2 separate regions of the Homo sapiens genome follow, and region 1 is linked to region 2. Evidence: read pairs that join two places in POLR2A ChIA-PET (ENCODE). Cell type or tissue: A673. All regions are shown on one strand. Each heading gives the region's core, and the rest is flanking DNA. Links, peaks and the distances in the headings are about the cores only.

Region 1 (3,745 bases), core at 1,246-3,745, 140 kb after region 2:
TTAATGAATTTTTCTGGTACCGTTTTCTTATTTTCCCACTCATTTGCAATAGCAGCTTAGTATCATATAAAAATTTCACAGGTGTCTGAAAATTTCCTTATTGTTATACACAGATATTGCTGCACCAACCACATTGTTTTAAACAATGAGGCTACACAAATAATGTATGAATATCTAGTAGGTTATTCTTCACACCATTGTCTTACTTTTCACATTTTTGATAGCCATCTCTAGCATATATGTTTTATAACTTTTTTTTACTTTATTCACATTAATGCTACAAATCAAACGGATAACAAATTACCTAACAAATCTGCATCCTATTAGCATGACATGTCTCTCCATTAATTTTCATCTTACATATTTTTCAGTAAAATTTTATGATTGTCTCCGTTAAGGTCTTGTAATTCTTTTGTTCAGTATATTCCTTGTTAGATCATATTTACATGACAAATTATATTATTTTGAATTAAAATATGTAACTTCTTATTGCTGATTTATAAAAATGAATACTAAAGATCTAACCTGAGAGGAGAGAAAGCTCTGTTCACATCATTATTTGGCAGAGGAGAATACTCCAAAGATTGATTTATTTGATTGTAGAACTCCATTGCAGATTCCTTAGTCTGAATGATTCGACTGCCTATTAATCCTTTAAGAATCTACACTCCAGAAAGTCCAATGCAGTGTGAATAGAAAGACTATATTTTCTAACTTAAAAAAAGTGTTTTTGAAATCATATCACATGATTGTGAATGAATCATACATCTCAAATTGGGTTAGGCTAGGGAGGGGAGCAGAGACTAGGTGGATTTATGTTTTGCTCAGCTTGACTAGCTTCACTTTAAAATTCCAATTTTGAAATTTCTGAGTTATACCTAACTTTATAAGTAACTTCACCTCACAAGAAAGCAACATAATTTTTCACCGGAAAGAGGAGGTCAAGGAGAGATCCTGTACTGTATTTGACATTTCTTCAATTGCAGTCTTCAATCTCCACCATAGTGGAGTGACAGTGGTCATAAAGACACCCAATTCCACATTCAATAAAGACTTTCAATACAGAATGAGTCTTTGGATTTATAGCTTTACCTTTCCTACATTTAATAACTATGTAATTCATCAAATAGAGATTTTCTATTTGAAGATTAGAAAAGGAAAAATGAAAGGCAACATTTACTGCTGCCTCTGGTTTTATTTTCAAATTCAGGATCTTACTAATTTACATAAATACTAGTGATATTTTAAACAGTGCAAACTTAAATGAATCTCATTAATCCCCATTGACTACTATGCAAGAGTGTTTAGTGGTCTTCTCTCTTACATATCTATCTCTAACATCAAGCCAGCTGCCTGATACATGATTGCCAGAGAAGTTCATATTTTCTATTCACTTGTGCTCAGTGAAACTCCTAGCCAACAGCAGTGAGAAGTTAAAACAAGAAGTATGCTGAGAACTACTAGTAAATACTTAAGACTGAGTTATTTCTATATGCCAAACTCTATCTCATGAGGATGAAATGGGCATTATGTTAACCCTCTTTATGGCAGCTTTCACTAATGTTCAAATAGGATCAGAATCAACAGCTGCTAAGTGACAGGACAGTTAGAACATAGAAATGTCTGAAACTAAAACACGCAATTTTAACCATTGTGCAAAGAACATATAGTATGTGTGTGTGTGTGTATATATATATATATATATAAAATTCCTGATTATGTTTCTGGAAATCCTCTTCATCAAGTGTCTCTTAATGTGAGTCATTTAATCTGGTGGTAGTTTTGACTTTTTTTTTAACTTCCTCTTTCACATAGAAAGTTAAGGAACCTTAGCCCAGGATAAAAAGTAAAGCTCAACTGCCATGAGGGGAAGCTGCTATTAGATCTTGCCAGTAACTGAAGTCTAAGAAGGTATGAATAATGGGAATTCTAGGCAAAATGTTTGAGATAAGCCTGTAAGAAAAGATCAAGACATTCTAAAGTTATGCATATGTTTCAAATTTATTTGGCTGAGGAACAAGCAAAAATAACTATGGTATGATAGAGGATAATACCAGCTCACTGCTTTTGAAAATCTAAGTACATGTTCTGTCTTAGTCCAGTCAGCCTACGATAAGAAAATTACCATAAACTGAGTGAAATATACAATGGAAATGTATTTCTCACAGTTTTGGAGGCTTGGAAGTCCAAGATCAAGGTGCTGGCAGATTCACTTTCTGGTGAAGGCCATCTTCCTAGTCCATAGATAGCCCTCTTCTTGCTGCATCCTTACCTGGTGTAAAAGGTGAGGGTGCTCTCTGAAGTTTCTTTTATAAGGGCACTAATAATCCCATTTATAAGGATTCTGCCCTCATGAGCTAGTAAACCTCCCAAAGACCCTACCTCCTAATACCATCATTAGGGATTAGATATCAACATGTGCATTTTGGAAGGACACAAATATTCATTTTATAGTGAGTGCTCTATGGCTATGATGTACGTCTTTTGAAATATACTTACATGTCAGTATTTGACAGGGCTAAGATTACTGTGTTAGTTTTCTAAGAGTGCTATAACAAAGTACCACCGAAATGGGTGGCTTAAACAACAGAAATTTATCTTCACAATTTTAGAGGCTAGAGGTCCCAATTTCAAGGCGGGTTTCCTCCAAGGACTTGCTTCTAAATTGTAGACAGCTGTCCTCTCCTGACATCTCCATGCTGTGTTTCTTCTGCGAGCCTTTGCCTTAATCTTTGCTTTTTATGGGGACATGCATCATATTGGATTAATGTCTACCCTAATGACCTTATTCTAACTTAATTGCTTCTCTAAAGTCCCATCACCAAATACAATTACAATCCAAATTACTGGGGCTTAGAATCCATATTTTGACATATAAATTTGTAAGGGACACATTCATCCCTTAACAATTGCCATATACATTATAGGCTTTATTTGTATTTGATTATCCAATTAAACATAATGAAGTCTCTTTAATAGGATTCAAAATTCAAACACTGTGTCATGAATACTCTATTTGTATTCAAATATGTATATGCTATAATCTGAATGTTGGTGTCGTCCCAAAATTCATGTTAAAACCTAATGACCAATGGAATAGTATTAAGAGGTGGGGATTTTGGAAGGTTATTAGGTCATGAGGGCTCCATCCTCATGAACGGGATTAATGCCCTATAAAAAGGCTCAGGGGAGCCAGTTTACCCCTTCTGCCATGTGAGGATGCAGGAAGAAGGTCCCTCCCTACTTTAAAGCAAAGGCAGAGCTCTCATCAGACTGAACCTGCCAGCACTTTGATTTTGAACTTCTCAGCCTCCAGGGCTGTGAGCAATAAATTTATATTGTTTATCAATTACCCAGTCAAGGTAATTTTTTATAGAAACAAAAATTGATAAAACCATTATGCTTTCATTTCTCTACAGTATTTTGTACTATTTTGATGAGATATTAAAATGATAAGATCTTAAATTAAGTGGTATGTACTCAGGTATTCATTTTATTACTACAGTTTGAAATTACATATGTATTATAAATATCCAGTAATTTGATAATATCAAATATTACAAATAAACATAGACTTAACATGGTGACTCAACCCTGTAATTGCAGTACTTTGGGAAACCAAGTTGAGAGGATCACTTGAAGCCAGCAGTTCAGAACCATCCTAGGTAATAAGCCCCTATCGCTACAAAATTTTTTTTTTTTTTTTTTTTTTTTTTTTTTTTGAGACGGAGTCTCGCTCTGTCGC
Region 2 (5,435 bases), core at 1,584-4,083:
TATATATAACGATTCCCCAAAACTGTTTTATTGGTGAGGTAGAGTCACTTAAGATTGACAAACTTTGTATTTCCTATTGAAGTCAATAGATATTATTTTATAATGTAAAAAGATTAGAAATCCCTAGTAATTGGAGAAATCTCATTTTAAATGCATAAAAAAAGAGTGATAAAATGAGCAGGGTAGAGCTCAGGTAGTGTAAGAGATCAAAATGAACAATAGTAAAGAACTACAGGCTATAAGGTATTTATGTTGTTCCAATAAAATACTGAATGTATATTTAACCATCTACCATCCTTGTTGAATGCCAGGGATGGTGTTTTTGTCAAGATAAATTTGAAAAAAAAAATCTTGGAAATTCGGGTTTTGTAACTGATAGTAGATGAAAGACTTCTTGAAGTATCTTCAGGTTTGGATCCTTTGTACTGGAATTCTTAGAGCATTTGAAAAGAAAATGTAAAAGATTACCTCAAATTTTTTCTTAGAATGTTGCAAGGACATGGGTGAAGCCGGAAGCCATTATCCTCAGCAAACTAAAGCAGGAACAGAAAACCAAACACTGCATGTTCTCACTTATAAGTGGGAGCTGAACAATGAGAACACATGGACACAGGGAGGGTAACAACACACTGGGTCCTGTCGAGGGACGGCAGGTGATGGTGGGGGGAGCATTAGGGAAAATAGCTTATGCATGCTGGGGTTAATAGCTAGGTGATGGGTTGACAGGTGCAGCAAACCACCATGGCACAGGTTTACCGATGTAACAAAACTGCACATCCTGCACATGTAACCCAGAACTTAAAATAATAATAATAATAATTTTTTAAAAATTGTCTGGGATACTTTTTGGTATTAGCCCCAGTGTTATAACCTCATCACTCTCTGAGCTCTTTCACACGATTTATTTAATTCACAACTTCTAAGAAAATATAATACGTTAGTCTGACTTCTTGGACTCAGAATTGTACACTATAAACATTGTAAGTCCATAGGTAATAGCTATTTTTAATACTTTCCTCAAAAATGACTAGTTTAAATAAATGAAAGCATTATTCCTCATAATTGTCAACAAGAGAAGCATTATTTGTTAAGGTTCTAATGTGATTTTAAAAATTGGTTGAATAGAGTTTAATTAGTTTGCTTATTATTGTAATAATCATTCAATACACTATTGCATATATTCTTTGACATGCTCAAATTTTCACTATAATTATGGTTGATTAGACTAATTCATATCTGTTGTATTATAAATAAACACATTTAGGAAATTCAGATTTTGATAATTTACTGTAAAGAATAATATCAAGATAACTAAGTGACACTGGTAGAATTACTCTTTTGCATCACAAAGAAGTATTTAATTAACATAATTAATTCTAATTAGTATTGGTGTAAACATTTACACATGTGGTTTTATTTCACCTGTGTTCTATATATTTATACATCTGTGTTAGTCTTATTGAGTTAATAAATATTCAAATATTGATGGCATGGGATTTGAAGATGGTTAGCCAATCTCTACTTGTTACAACTAACAATCAGATGGGGGAGTAGGAACAGGAAAATTAATTCACCTGAATAAATAATTATAAAATAAGGTAAGATATAGTAATGGAGAAGAATGATTCAAAGCCAGGCACTGTCTCTTATTATTTGCAGAACTTTAATATTATGAAAGTTACCCTTATTTTACTTTATACTGTGGATGATGCCTGGTATATATAAAGCTCCAGGAGACAATGTTAGCCATTATTGATACCATATTGAAGCTAAATAATACTATGGGTGTTCAGTGAAACATTTGGTTATCAGAAAAGGTATTGGGAGCAGATAGTGAATGCAGAATAAGAATTGGTGGGTGAAGCATGAACTGTCAATGTGAGAAAAACGCATTTAATTATGGAAGGAATGGGGTAATTTGAGATTTTTGTTTGCTTTTATATAATTTCAAATAAGGAAAGTGTTTGTGTCGGGTTTAAGTTTTAAGAATTTAAATTGGATGCTGGTTTTCATGGATTAGGGAAGAAAGACAGAAAATATGAAATGACCACACACTGCAATTTCTGAATTAGATTAGGTGAAAAGCTATGTATCTGATGATAATGAAGAAAAAGAGGATAGCTGGAGAAATATTGTGAAAAGAAAAATTTACTACATGAGGTTGGCCCTCTGCAAATAAAAAAACCTTAAATTAATCTTCTCAGATAAGAAAAAAACTATGTAAATTATAACATTCTTACTGAAGCCAATCTACCTATTGTAAAAGTATTTGTATGCTACAGATATGAGCAATGCCCATCAAGAGGAGCCTAGGACACAGCCAAGACTGCAAATGTGGGTAGCTTCTACCTACTTTCATTTCATTACATTTTTAGGCTATAGATTATGCTCAATTTTTAAGCCAAAAATTATGAAATATTCTCATTGAGTACAGGAATATTATATTATGTTAAGCATCTCTAAAGATTCTAAAGAATTTGGCTAATTTCGATTGAGCTTTCAATAATGGGCATGCTTTTTTAAAAAATCTAATATTCAAATTAGACATTTAATTGAATGTCAAGACAGATGCACTGAACTTTCTAATAAGTTGGCTCTTGATTTCAAATTTATCATCTTTTTTCTCTTAAATATTCTTCTCTGTATAAGCAAAGATTACCTTTGTTGTAATTATATTAAAAAAATCAGTGAAAGCAGCACTTTAAAAAAATAATAAAATAAAAAGTCCAGGTTTGTTTGGTTTGGTTGGTTTTTTGCCCTTGGCATCTGTCTTCACATGAGTCACATATTTTTGATTCTTTTCATCATTTAATAGTAAATAAACATGGATATCTGGATATTGTATGAAACAAGGACAAAACTACAATGCAGAGTTCAAAAGTATCCTCAGAATTATATTTTCACTTTATCCTGTTTGTCTCTTATTCTGATATCCTGCTTACTTAGTTACCATTTCTAAAAATCCATATATTCATTTATGGAGATGGGAACATATCTCATTTACTGTTGTATTGTCAGAGCCTACCACACTCATTTACTATTGTATTGTCAGAGTCTACCACAGTACTTTATATGTGGTAAAAGTCCAATAAATATTGGATAAATATAATCATAATTAGTTAATAAGGGAAAACAGTTGCCAAGAGAATATTATTTACTTTCTATTTCAAAGGACAGGTAGTATAAAGAAAATTAAAATGAGATTCATCTAGAGTGTGTTACAGGTAAAAGCTGTTCAATTAATTAAGAACTTTAATAACTTCCAGTTTATGGTGCTATAACAATTTCTGGTATCTAGAAGAATAGACTCATCTGTTTTTATCATTGAAACAAACAAACACAAAAATAAAAATGAAGAATGTATAGCTATCTTGCCCACCATTCTCTTTAAATGTGAATATGCTGAGATCAATAATGACTGAGATTAGTTGCTTCTGTATTTTATTTTTGAATACTTAGTTTAATTTTGTTTTAAAATTAATAAATCACAAAATTAAAATGAACAAGTTCATTTAACTGTCTTCCCAGGTAGTTATTATTATTATTACGTTTTAGTTATATGTTTAAAAGAGGAGATATTTAATATGTCAGCCTAATTGGAAAAATGTGTCTTTGGCATAGGTGATTTTCAGAACAAAAGCTCATCTTTACAAGAGCTTTGTCCTCTGCTTTGATCTTAAAAAACAGAACCTGGGTGGAGAGTGACAGAGCAGAAACATCAGATCTGTCACTGAGAAACCAATTTTCTGAGAAAGACTGGAATCGATGTAAAAATGCAATCCGTTTTCAAAGTTGGAGCCAGAGCAATCGTACTTTTCTTAAGAAGTAGAGTTCTGCTTCTCTCTAGTCTCTGCTTTCACTAATAGAAAATAGCCAAGTTCACAGCAAGCATACAGTTGAACATATAAGTTATACTGACGACACAACTCATCTTTAATTGCTTACTGAAATAACTGAACAACATCTTCTGAGTTTCCTAGAGATTTATGTATGGCACCAAGAAGCAAATACTTTAATCCAATAGATGAATTATCCACTCACTGGCGAAATTTGACTAATTCCTCTATAGGTTGGGAACAGAACAGTTTGGAAGGGCTTTCTATAAGTATAACACTTCAGTAGATGCCAGCACACAGGGCAGTTTGGTTAAGGTTTGTTTCCAAACTCCCTCTGACTTTTTCACAGAGAACTGTTCAATTTGGTTGTTTTTCCTTTTGAAGAGTTTGTGAACTTCTTTAAAGACAAACTGTGCCTCCCACATCACCAGTGGATTCCTGACAAACTGCAGTTAAACAGGCAGATAGCACTGGGACTGTCTGAACCCTTTATTTTTTTTCAGCCTCTCTAAGGAATCAAATTTATCCTTGCAATTCAGCTTTACCATTTGGCACCAACCAATTTCATACAGACAGACATGTTGAATTTCTCTCAGACGTATTGCAAGTTCCAAAGCATTATGAAAAGGAGTTAAGACACTTGATTTGTCATGACTTATTATAAAGGACACAACTCAGGAACAGTCAAATGGGAGAGATGCACAGGGCAAGGTATGTGGGAAGGGGCATAGAGCTTTCATGCCCTCTCAGGGCATGCCACCCTTCCAGAACCTTCATGTGCTCACCAACCTAGAAACTTCTATTTTTAAATGCCCTGAATATATATGCCATACAAATGATTGAAAACAACAACAACAAATCAACTCCATGGCGGTCACCATGTTAGATCTGTTGAAATGCTACAACAGGCCAGGCACGGTGGCTCAGGCCTGTAATCCCAGCACTTTGGGAGGCAGAGGCGGGCGGATCACCTGACATCAGGTGTTCCAGATCAGTCTGTTAAACATCGGGAATCCCTGTCTCCACTAAAAATACAAAAATTAGCCAGGCATGGTGGCGCGCTCCTGTAGTCCCAGCTACTCATGAGGCTGAGGCAGAAGAATCATTTAAACTCAGGTGGCAGAAGTTGCAGTCAGCTGAAATCGTGCCACTGAACTCCAGCCTGGGCGACAGAGCAAGACTCTGTCTCAGTACATGCATGCATACATACATACATACATACATACATACATACATACATACATACTACAACTATATTAGTTGAAATGATAATAAGTTAGTTACACAGAATAAAAGAGGCATCTTAGTGATCCGCCTTTGGGAACAGAAAACCCAGTTTTCTGGGGGAAATAAAGCATTCTGTATGAAAGTTTATTAAAGCATTTAGTTGACAGATTGCTTCTATAACCTTTGTTCTTGTTTGTGAGAAACATTTATAAGCCTATGCTTCTAAAATCTATAAACTGATATTCTCATTCACAATTAAAATGAGCAAGACAGATTGGTTTTAGCACACAATAGCATTTTTATGGACTCTCATTTTTTTCATGGGCCACTTAGCTGTAAATAATTCATGCAAATAGCAATTAGACCTTTCCT

Evidence for each region. Peaks named below come from ENCODE experiments on the same cell type or tissue, not always from the same donor. Only the 100,000 strongest peaks of a DNase experiment are listed, where the experiment ranks them.
Region 1: POLR2A ChIA-PET joins it to region 2 with 5 read pairs; 2 of 35 experiments call an interaction of 5 or more read pairs at or near these places.

Annotation. Positions count from the first base shown.
Region 1 is chr4:116,326,638-116,330,382 of GRCh38, forward strand. No RefSeq gene overlaps it. Among named protein-coding and RNA genes, the nearest start is that of MIR1973, 29 kb to the left of the region's middle. In A673, for the core only: no CTCF peak of the experiment used is centred there; no DNase peak of the experiment used is centred there.
Region 2 is chr4:116,190,270-116,195,704 of GRCh38, forward strand. It overlaps the pseudogene TTC39CP1. Among named protein-coding and RNA genes, the nearest start is that of MIR1973, 110 kb to the right of the region's middle. In A673, for the core only: no CTCF peak of the experiment used is centred there; no DNase peak of the experiment used is centred there; H3K27ac peaks cover 2,500 bases.